Regions from separate parts of the Homo sapiens genome. Here region 2 is linked to region 1. Evidence: chromatin contacts called from ENCODE Hi-C or POLR2A ChIA-PET data. All regions are on one chromosome and are shown on one strand. Each heading gives the region's core, a stretch centred on a gene start or an enhancer-like site at or near the end of the contact. The rest is flanking DNA. Distances are from core to core; before and after follow the strand shown.

The links. Hi-C counts contacts between places; a loop is a spot of excess contacts on that map. ChIA-PET counts read pairs that join two places held with the same protein, here RNA polymerase II (POLR2A).
Region 2: a map of right cardiac atrium shows a loop between it and region 1 (2.3-fold over the local background). The contact joins two enhancer-like sites. A Hi-C loop is called at or near these places in 1 of 168 maps with a recorded cell type or tissue (right cardiac atrium). POLR2A ChIA-PET finds 5 or more read pairs at or near these places in 3 of 52 experiments (A673, RWPE1 and activated T-cell).

What each region holds. Positions count from the first base shown.
Region 1 is chr7:66,167,818-66,173,600 of GRCh38, reverse strand. No RefSeq gene overlaps it. Among named protein-coding and RNA genes, the nearest start is that of TPST1, 35 kb to the left of the region's middle. Within about 2 kb of position 2,785, at least 7 of the 41 ENCODE cell types and tissues checked have a DNase peak (open chromatin) inside an H3K27ac peak, as active enhancers do.
Region 2 is chr7:66,264,876-66,270,658 of GRCh38, reverse strand. All of the region lies in intron 2 of TPST1 (tyrosylprotein sulfotransferase 1), which reads right to left. Among named protein-coding and RNA genes, the nearest start is that of TPST1, 62 kb to the right of the region's middle. Within about 2 kb of position 3,263, at least 3 of the 41 ENCODE cell types and tissues checked have a DNase peak (open chromatin) inside an H3K27ac peak, as active enhancers do.

The DNA of each region.
Region 1 (5,783 bases), core at 1,536-4,035:
TTACTCAACTTTATGCATTATGTGATGTTTACGTAGTGCACTGGGGGAAAAGGCTCTGAAGGACATTTTCAGAACAATTTTGGAGAAATTTGAATAGTAGTTAATATAATTATATTCATGGTCAATGCTCTGGGTGTGGTTAACTGTGATGTGGTTTATGTAGGAGAATACACCTGCTCTTAGAGTTACATGCTTGTATGAATCTGTTCTCATGCTGCTAATAAAGACATACCTGAGACTGGGTAATTTATAAAAGAAAGAGGTTTAATGGACTCACAGTTCCACATGGCTGGGGAGACCTCACAATCATGGCAGAAGGCAAAGGAGGAGCAAAGGCCCATCTTACATGGTGGTAGCCAAGAGAGTGTGTGCAGGGAACTCCCCTTTATAAAACCATCAGATCTCATGAGACTTACTCACTCGCAGGAGAATGGCATGGGAAAAACCCACCCCCGTGATTCAATTATCTCCACCTGGCCCCGCCCTTGACATGTGGGGATTATTACAATTCGGGACGAGATTTGGGTAGGGACACAGCCAAACCATATCATTGCCAAAGTATATAAGGACAAGTGTCATATCTATAATTTATTTTAAATGGTTTAGAAAAAAAAAAGATCCAAAGAGAGAGAGAAAATAAAGGTGGCAGTATGCCAAATGCTAATTTGGCTGATGAAGGATCAGCAGATGTTTTCTGTAAAGAGCCATATTGTAAATTATTTAGGCTTTGCAGCCTATAAAGTCTCTGCCAAAATACTCCACGTTGCTGTTTTAGCATGAAAGCAGCCATAAACAATATATAGACCAATAAGCATGGGCCGGGCATGATGGTGACCCATGCCTGTAATCCCAGCACTTTGGCGGGCCAAGACAGGAGGACTGCTTGAGCCCAGGAGTTGGAGAACAGCCCTGGCAACATAGCAAGATCCCGTCACTACAAAAAAAATTTTTAAAGTAGCTGGGCATGGTGGTGCACACCTGTAGTTCCAGCTACTTGGGAGGCTGAGATGAGAGGATTGCTTGAGCCCAGGAGTTCAAGGCTGCAGTGAGCTGTGTTGGCACCACTGCACTCCAGCCTGGGCAACAGAGCAAGACCCTGTCTCAAAACAAACAAAAAAGCATTACTATGTTTCAATAAAACTTGATTTATGAACAATGAAATTTGAATTTAATTTTTTTTTTAGATGGATTCTCTCTGTCGCCCAGGCTGGAGTGCAGTGGCACGATCTTGGCTCACTGTAACTTCTGCCTCCCAGGTTCAAGCAATTCTCCCGCCTCAGCCTCCCGAGTAGCTGGGATTACAGGCACGTGCCACCATGCCCAGTGAACTTTTTTATTTTTGAGAGAGACTGGGTTTCACCATGTTGGTCAGGCTGGTCTCAAACTCCTAACATCAAGTGATCTGCCCACCTCAGCCTCCCAAAGTGCTGGGACTACAGGCGTGAGCCTCTGTGTCCAAAGTTTTGATTTCTTATCATTTTTATGTGTCTTGACATATTTTCTTCTGTTAATTCCTGCATCCATAAGTGTGAATTTTATTTCACTAAGATTAGTAAACAGCCATTTCAAAACTTGGCTCTCTGAAAGTATATACACCAAAATGTTATCAATGATGACTCCTTCAGGATCAGGAGGGAGATGAAGAGGAATTTTATGTGTTTTTTTTGTTTTTGTTTTCCTGAGATAAGGCCTCACTCTGTCACCCAGGCTAGAGTGCATTGGTGCAATCACAGCTCACTGCAGCCTCAACCTCCAGGGTTCAAGTGATCCTCCCAGCTCAGCCTCCCATATAGCTGAGAATACCGGCATGCATCACTATGCAATGCTTTTCTAAAAATTATTTTTTGTAGAGATGGGGTCTCACTATGTTGCTCAGGCTGGTCTCCAACTCCTGGGCTCAAGTGATCCTCCCACCTCAGCCTCCCAAAGTGCTGGGATTATAGGCATGAGCTGCCACGCCCTGCCAGAACTTCATGTTTTATTTTATATACATCCGTATTGTTTAAATGTTCACAAGAATGCATAGGTTGGGCGCAGTGGTTCAGGCCTGTAATCCCAACACTTTGGGAGGCCGATGGGGGTGGATTGCTTTGAGCTCAGGAGTTCGAGACCTGCCTGGGCAACAGGGCAAAACTCCATCTCTACAAAGAATACAAAAATTAGCTGGGCATGGTGGTGCAAATCTGTGGTCCCAGCTACTTGGGAGGCTGAGGTGGGGGGATCACTTGAGCCTGGGAGGTGGAGGTTGCAGTAAGCCGAGATCACACCACTGCACTCCAGCCTGGGCAACAGAGTGAGACCCCATCCCCCAAAATAAATGAATGAAGGAATGTTCACAAGAGAGCTTTGGTTTGAGGAGGTGGTGTATTTTTTGTTTTCTTTTCATTAAGCTGCTTCTTAGTCAGTTTTTGCTGCAGTAACAAACAACCCCAACATTCCAGTGGCTTACAACATACATTTGTTCCTCATATTACATGAGGGCTGAGGGTGGGCCAGAGGGTGAGCAAGCCTCCAGCATCAGAGATCTGCAAATACATGCTCAGGCTCTGCTGCCCTGGTCCTATGTGATCCTGGCTCACCGGGGCTTGTTCTTGGCTCCAATCCTGACTGCAGTCCCCTCCTGTGACCTCGCCTGCATCGGTGACTTCCGCATCTCCCAGCATTCAGACCTTGGCTGTCCTCTGGTTTCCCTGGCTCAGCGCACCCTGCCCTGGCCCTGACTCCTTGGTGTCCCTATGACTCAAGACTCTGGCTCCCTGCCCCCAGGACCCCACCCTGCCCATGTTCTGGCCCTTCCAGCTAAGGCCCCACAAGGGGGAAAAAGAGAGCATTTAACCCAGAACCCACCAGGTTCCTGGGACTCTCTGCCCCTGCCCTGTGCAAGGACAACATGGGTCTTCCGGTTCTACGAACACAGCCACTGACCCAGCCGTGCACGCAGGACACGGCAGACATGTAATTAATGACCCACGAAGCTTCTAACAGAGGCTCATTCTGAGTAGCTAGTACTCTAGGGGGAGTGAAGGGAAGATTGACTCTTGGCTGCAAGCCATACCCAGCATGTCACAGCCCCCAGCCCTAAAGTCTACTTGCTCCATCCTCCTCCTTGGTCAGGGGTATTTGGGAACCACGGGGAAGGAGCTTTAGAAACAGGATTGCTCAATAGATCTGATGCTTGGGCGTTTCGAGTTCCCAGCAAACACTTGCTTCCCAAGCCCAAGCACGTGATCTCTAGCTCTGGAGCAGACAGGTCTAGGTCGACTTGCATCTTTTTTTTTTTTTTTTTTTTGGAGACAGAGTCTCACCCTGTCGCCCAGGCTGGAGTGCAGTGGCGCGATCTTGGGTCACTGCAACCTCCTCCTCCCAGGTTCAAGGGATTCTCTTGCCTCAGCCTCCTGAGTATCTGGGACTACAGGCGTGCATCACCATGCCCAACCAATTTTTGTAATTTTTGGTAGAGACAGGGTTTTGCCGTGTTGGCCAGGCTGGTCTCAAACTCCTGACCTCAGTTGATCCCCGACTTCAGCCTCCCAAAGTGCTGGGATTACAGGCGTGAGCCTCCGCGCCTGGCCCTGAAAAATTTTTTTGTAGAGATGGGGACTCACTTTGTTGGCTAGCCTGGTCTCAAACTCCTGGACTCAAGCGATCCTCCTGCCTCAGCCACCCAAAGTGCTGTGATTACAGGTGTGAGCCACTGCACCCAGCTGTCTGCCTCCGCCTCCAGTACTTGCTCCCTGGGAGTGCCTGGGCCATTTTTTCACTCTGCACCTTTGGTTTCCTCCTCTATGACATAGGGATAAGGCATGCAGAGCCCTTAGTGCAGCACCTGGAATGTGGTTGGTGTTGAAAACTAGTAGCTATTGGTTGAGGCAAGAATCATCACTAGAATATAAGAGTAGTGAGTAAAAATGTGGTAAGAGAATATTTCTCTCAAATATCTCCCCATAAATTGCTTGTTAATTAAAAATGGGGGCAGGGTGCAGTGGCTCACACCTGTAATCCCAACACTTTGGGAGGCCGAGGTGGGAGGATCACTTGAGGCCAGGGGTTCGAGACCAGCCCAGGCAACATAGTGTAATCCCAGCACTTTGGGAGGCTGAGGCAGGCGGATCACCTGAGGTCAGGAGTTCGAGACCAGCTTGGCCAACATGGCGAAACCCCGTCTCTACTAAAAATACAAAAATTAGTCGGGCGTGGTGGTGCATGCCTATAATCCCAGCTATTTGGGAGGCTGAGGCAGGAGAATTGCTTGAACCCACAAGGCGAAGAAGGTTGCAGTGAGCCGAGATAATGCCACTGCACTCCAGCCTGGGCAACAAGAGTGTAACTCTGTCTCAAAAAAAAAGCTGGGAGTGATGGTGCACACCTGTAGTCCCAGCTACCTGGGAGGGAAGATCGCTTGAGCCCAGGAGGTCGAGGCTGCAGTGAGCTATGACGGCACCACTGCACTTCAGCCTGGGTGACACAGTGAGATCCTGTCTCACAAAGATTAAAAAAGGGGAGGGAGAACTAATCAAAGAACACCATCAGAGGAGTAAAAATACAACCCTCAGATTGGAAGTAAATATTTGCAATTCACATATATGATAAAGATTGATATCCAGAATACATTAAGAATTCCTGTGACTAAAAAACACAACAAAACATCAATTTAAAAATCGCCAGGCATGGTGGCTCACACTTGTAATCCCAGCAATTTGGGAGGCCAAGGCAGGTGAATCACCTGAGGTCAGGAGTTCGAGGCCAGCCTGGCCAACATGTTGAAAACCCCATCTCTACTAAAAATACAAAAAATTAGCTGGGCATGGTGGCGGGCGCCTGTAATCCAAGCTACTCGGGAGGCTGAGGCAAGAGAATCACTTGAACCCAGGAGGCGGAGGTTTCAGTGAGCTGAGATCTTGCCATTGCACTCCAGCCTGGGAGACAACAGCGAAACTCCATCTGCCCCCACCAAAAAAAAAAAAAGGCAAGGGTGGGGGCACATGTTCTCGGGATCTCCTGAGGGCTGTGTCTTGGGTCATGGTCACTAAAAAATTAAATTAAATTAAAAATTTTAAAAAAGGCAAGGGACTTGAGTAGGCATTTCTCCAAAGAAGATATATATATATATATATAGATATAGATACAGATTGAAATGTACATGAAAAGATATTCAGTATCATGAATCATTAGGGAAATGCAGATCAAAACCACAATGACATCCCCTTTCACACCCATTTGGATGGCTGATATGAAAAACAAATTTAAAAAAGAAAATGAAAAATAACAAGGGTTGGCAAGAATGTGGAGAAATGGGAACCACATTGTGCATTGCTGGTAGGAATATAAAATGGTACAGCTGCTATGTAAACAGTTTGGCAGTTCCTCAAAAAGATAAACACACAATTACTAAGCAATTCAGTCATTCCACTCGTAGATACATACTCAGATCAGAAAGCAGGGATTCAGATACTTGCATGCCAGTGTCCATAGCAGCATTATTTGTAATAGCTAAAAGTTGGAAACAAGCCAAATGTGCATCAGCAGACGAATGGATAAACAAAATGCAGGATACACATACAATGGACTCTTATTCAGCCTTAAAAAAGCATGAAATTGGCCGGGCACAGTGGCTTACACTTGTAACCCCAATACTTTGGGTGGCCGAGGCAGGTGGATCGCTTGAGGCCAGGAGTTCCAGACCAGCCTGGACAACATGGCAAAACCCCGTCTCTACTAAAAATACAATAAATTAGCCAGGCGTGGTGGCACATGCCTGTAGTCCCAGCTACTCAGGAGGCTGA
Region 2 (5,783 bases), core at 2,014-4,513, 97 kb before region 1:
ATAACTTTACAGGCTAAATAGCTTGGGTTCTTCAAAAAATAGTGTATGGTAAAGAAAGGAATGGATCACTTGGAAATCTGTCGATTAAAAGAGAAGACTTGTCAAATTATTTTTAATGAGTAAGAATAAGCTACAATGTCTAAATGCACATTTGGGTAATAAAAGTATAAAGAAGCAGAGTAAGTGATTTCTAAAGGTGCCAAAATAGTGGATAGTTTGGGAGAAGAGGAGGGGACTTAGTTTGGGATAGGGTACATGAAAAAGCTTCTGGACTGACTGATATGGTTCTATTTCTTAACATGGGTAATAGTTATAAGAGTGTTTGCCTTATAAAAATTCATTAAGGTAATTTTTAAAATAGTCCTTCCAGTGGTCTACAAGGTCCCACATAAAATAACCTGACCTTCACACACTCCCTTGTTCACTCTACTCCAGTCCTATTGACATCTTTGTAGGTCCTTGACTAGGCCAGGCGTGGTCTCTTGATAGCTACTTTACTGTGACTCTTCTCTCTGCCTGGAGCACTCCTTCCTGTAATATCTACTTGGCTAACTCCCTCACCTCCTTTGAGACTTTGCTCAGATATCACCTTCTCAATGAGACTACTAACTTTATAATCTGACCTTCAAAATCCTCTGGGCCCTGGTCCCCTTTACTTTCCTCTGTTTTTCCTTTTTTCCACTATAACCTTCTAATATGCTATATGTTTTTATCATGTTTTTTGTATTGCCCCCTCCCCCACCATGAGACCGTAGGATACATGATGGCTGGAATTTTTGCCTGCTTTGTTGACTTGCTCTCCTACAGTTCTCTACTCAAATATCACCTTACCAATGAGTCCTTCCCTGACAATTCCTACATCCCAGCTCTTGGCAACCTCCTATTCCCTGCTTTATTTCTTATTTCAAAGCGCTTATTACCATCTGACAAACTAAACATTCAACTCCTTCTTTTTTAAAAAATGAGATGGCTCTAAATGTTTTGTCTGTTAACTGCTGGAATATTACTGGGCATATAATGGATGCTTAGTAAAAACATGTTGAGTGCAGTCTTTACTATATCTAGGTAGTGTTTTTCCTGTTCCTTCTTAAGAGCTTTTATTATGAATGACAACTGAATTGTACCCAGAGCCTTTTCAGCACTGAATGATATGATCATATGGTTTTCTCCTTTAATTTATTGATGTAGTACATTCTGTTGACAGATTTTTCTAGTAGTGAACTATTCTTTTGTTGCTGAAATAAAAACTATTTGGTCATAATAGCTGATCAGTTTTTGCTACACTGCTGAATTCTATTTACTGGTATTTTATTTATGGTTTTAGCATCTGCATGCATAAGAAAACTAATCTAAAGTTTTCTTTTATGTAATTTCTATTGGGTTCTGACATTAAATCATAGCTTTGGAAAATGAATGGGGAGTTTTCCATCTACTAAAATAGCTTAAATAGCATCGGACTCATCTGTTCTCCACTGATTAGAAATAATTCAGTTGTGTATCATCTCTTCCTTTTTAAATGATATCTCTTAATCACCGTTTAATCTCTTTGGTGCTAATCAACCTACTGAAGCTCTCCATCTATCTTCAAAAATCAGCCACTGTTTCTAGACTTTCAAATGTATTACAAATGTACTTTCTTGTATTCTCCTATCATTTTTTAAAAATGTCTTTTATAGGCCGGGCGTGGTGGCTCACGCCCTGTAACCTCAGCACTTTGGGAGGCCAAGGCAGGCGGATCACCTGAAGTCAGGAGTTCAGCCTGGCCAACATGGTGAAATCCTGTCTCTACTAAAAATACAAAAATTAGCTAGGCGTGGTGGCGCGTGCCTGTAATCCCAGCTACTCAGGAGGCTAAGGCAGGAGAATCAATTGAACCTGAGAGGCAGAGGTTGCAGTGAGCCAGGCACTCCAGCCTGGGCAACAGAGTAAGATTCTGTCTCAAAAAAAAAAAAATCGTTTACAGTTGTGATTATTTCTCTTTCCTCATCCTTTATGATACATATTCACTTTTATTTTCATCAATATTGCAAAGGGTTTACATTTCTACTGACCATCCCAAAGAATTGATTTTGGTTTTTATTTATCCTATTCTATTTTTCTCTATTTTATTAATTTCAGCTTTGATCTGTGTTGATTTTAGGACCCAATACCCTGACTCCTTTCTGTAAGATATCATTCCACTGTCTTAAATTCCGATATGTTTGGATCTATTTCTTATTCTGTTCTTTGCCACTGAGTAAGACACATCAACCTTGAGTCATATAGTAGATTTCATTATTAAAGTGCTGAGGAAGGTCTCATTAGAAAATCTAAGAGGGGTATCAACAGCAGCATTAAACTGGAGGTTCCATAAGGCATATATAGTTGAAGGCTAAACTATGGCATATTTTAAAAAGTAGCCACCTTGGCCGGGTGCAGTGGCTCACACCTGTAATCCCAGCACTTTGAGAGGCTGAGGTGGGTGGATCACTTGAGGTCAGGAGTTCAAGACCAGCCTGGGCAACATGGCAAAACCTCATCTCTACTAAAAATATAAAAATTAGCTGGGCGTGGTGGCACATGCCTGTAATCCCAGCTACTTGGGAGGCTGAGGTAGGAGAATCACTTCAGCCCGAGAGGAGGAGGTTGCAGTGAGCCAAGACTGTACCACTGCACTCCAGCCTGGGTGATAGATGGAAACCCTGTCAAAAAAAAAGGACGAAAGGAAGGAAGGAAAGGAAGGAAAGGAAGGAAAGAAGGAAAGAAAGAGAAAAAGTAGCCATCTAATCTAACCTCATTGCTACATGTACAATATGTGTATGCATTTCTGCCACACCCCCTCCCCCAATATATGTTCCATAAGGGCAGGAATTTTTGTTTTGTCTGCTGCTCCATCTTATGCGCCCAGGATGATTCTAGGTACATAATGGAAGTTTAACAAATATTTGTTGAATAAATGAATAACTGTGGAAAGCTCTAATTTTTCAGATAAAATCAGCATTTCTAGCTTCAGATTAATAGTTAGCATAAGGTCAAAAAAATCTCTTTCCTCCACTGTTTACCCTTTCTCTCCCCTGTTTCTCGGTCATATCTCAGTACTTATTCTGCAATTTGGGGATGAAAGCAGTTCTGCTGTGGTTTTGTCTCTGGTTGTTTTATTCTCTCTGTGTAGCAACATCTTGGTGTTTGGCCAGTCCTGCATTCTTTGTAAGAACAAATCTGATTTTTTTTTTTTATGGCCTACAAATGGTTGCAAAAACACTGACATTTCATTTCTCAAAAGTCCCCTTACTGACTCATCCTGCTCTGGTCCTCCAGCGTGAAATAACAGAACCAATTTGGTTAAATGTTGCTAATAATTACCCTAAGCACATTCTGCACTTCAAGAATAACATACATGACCAAATATTTAAACATTGGCTAAAATGCAATAGGGTAATCAACAGACTCATCAGTAGACCTGTTTTTATGTTTATGTCTCAAAGGAGAATTGTTTAACATGTTTATATCTTAATGCTTTTAACAGTTACAAAAATGAAACTATAATTGAATTTCCTTTTAGGATGATTGAACTTGATAATATTATACATCCTTGATTTCAATAACACTGACAGAGCAATCAAGATTTTTTTTAAGATCCTAAAAATTATCTTTCATAATATGGAGTATACACAGATCTTAACAGCAACACTGTCTGAAGTGTGTAACTCAAAATTTTATATATACAGCCATGTAACCACCACCTAGATAGGACAGTGATCATTTCTAGCCCCTCAACAGTCTCTTTTGTGTTGCCTCCCAGTCAGCCCCCTAGAATAACCACTATTCTAACTACTATCACAAAAGATTGGTTTTAGCTACTTTTGAACTTCATATAAATGGAAACCTACAGTATATACTTATTTGCAGCTGGCTGTGTACACTTAGTATATTTCTGAGCTTCAACCATGTTGTATGTATCACTGGTTTGCTTCTTTTTATTGCTGAGTAATATCTAATTGCATGAATATAATGTATTTTATTTATACATCCCCCTGTTGATAGGTACTTGGATCCATTTCTAGCTTTCAGCTATTACTATGAATAGTGCTGCTATAAATATTCTTCTGTAAGTCTTTTAGTGTAATTTTTAAAGTGTATAACTTCTTTATGTTGTGAATATATGTAGGAGTGGATTTGTAGGGTTATAAGCTAGGCATGTTTTGCTAAGTAGCCATAATATATAGTTTCCCCAAATGGTTATACTAGTTTAACTCCTACCAACATTATCCTTGCCATTACTCTGTAATGTCCATTCATTTAATATTAACCATTCTGGTGAATATAGAGGGGTATCTCACTGTGGTTTTAAACTGCATTCCCTATGGACTAATAATACTAAGCCTACTTTTTTTTTTTTTTAGTAGAATTAGACTGGTGAAAAGATCTCACCTTGCTAATTTACTCAAAAATTATATACTGAAATATGGGAAATGTGCAGGGCTCCTGAAAGTGAAGAGGAGAGAAAAATATGGTTTCATCCTTCCTGTCCTCTGGCAGTTGATTATTGGACGGTCTCCTTTTTCTGGGAACCAGCTTGGGCCAGTGCTAAGTTAACCGATGTAGTTAACTTGACCCATGTTCTTTATTCTTTCATGCAGATTTGAGTTACCATCTAGTGCATCTTGATTTCAGCTGGAAGAATTCCCCTTAGCATTTGTTGTAGGCAGGTCTGCTAGCTACAATTCTCACAGTTTTGGTTTATGAGGAATATCTTCTTTCTCTTTCATTTCTCAAGGGGAGTTTTGCCAGATATGGTAGTTTTTGCTGGGCTTTTTCCTTTCAGGGATGTGAGTACATCAACCCATTGCCTTCTGGGCACCATAGTTACTGGTGAGAAGTCTGCTGTTCATCTTACTGAGGTTACCCTGTACATGATGAGCTGCTTTTCTCTTGCCGCTTTAAAGATTCTATCTTTGGCTTTCAACAGTTTGATTATGATGTGTCTAGCTGTGAATCTCTGGTTTTATCCTGCTTGGAGTTTACTGAGCTTCTTGTATGCATAAATGCATGCTTTTCCATCAAATTTGGGGTTTTAGCCACTATTTCACTTCCCTTTCCCTTTTTTTCTTTTTTCTTTTTTTTTTTTTTGAGACAGGGTTCCACACTGTCGTCCAGTCTGCAGTGCAGTAGTGCAATCACAGCTCACTGCAGCCATGGCCTCCTGGGCTTAAGTGATCCTCCAACCTCAGCCTCCTGAGTAGCTGGGACTACAGGCACATGTCATCACGTATGGTTAATTTTTGTATTTTTTGTAGAGACAGGGTTTCACGCTGTTGCGCAGGCTGGTCTCAAACTCTTGGGCTCAAGAGACCTGCCTGTTTTGGTCTCCCAAAGTTCTGGGATTACAGGCATGAGCCACTGCACCTGGCCCATTATTTCTTCAAATATCCTTCTGCCCCACCATCTCTCCTCTCCTTCTGAGATTCCTGTCATGTGTATGTTGGTACACTTGATGGTATCCCACAGGTCTCTTTAGGCTCTATTTATATTTCCTAATTACTTTTTTCCTTTTCTGTTCTTCAAATTAGATAAAGTCAATAGAACTACCTTCAAATTTCTTTCTTCTTCCTGTTCAAATCTCCTGATGGGCCCTAGAAGCAAATTTTTCATTTCAGTTACCATGCTTGTCTATCTGGTTTAGTTCATAATTTCTATCTTTTTGTTGATATTCTCAATTGGTGAGACACTGTTCTCAAACTTTCAGTTAGGTTTTTGGGTTTTTTGTTTTGTTTTGTTTTGTTTAAGATATGGTTTTCTTTAGC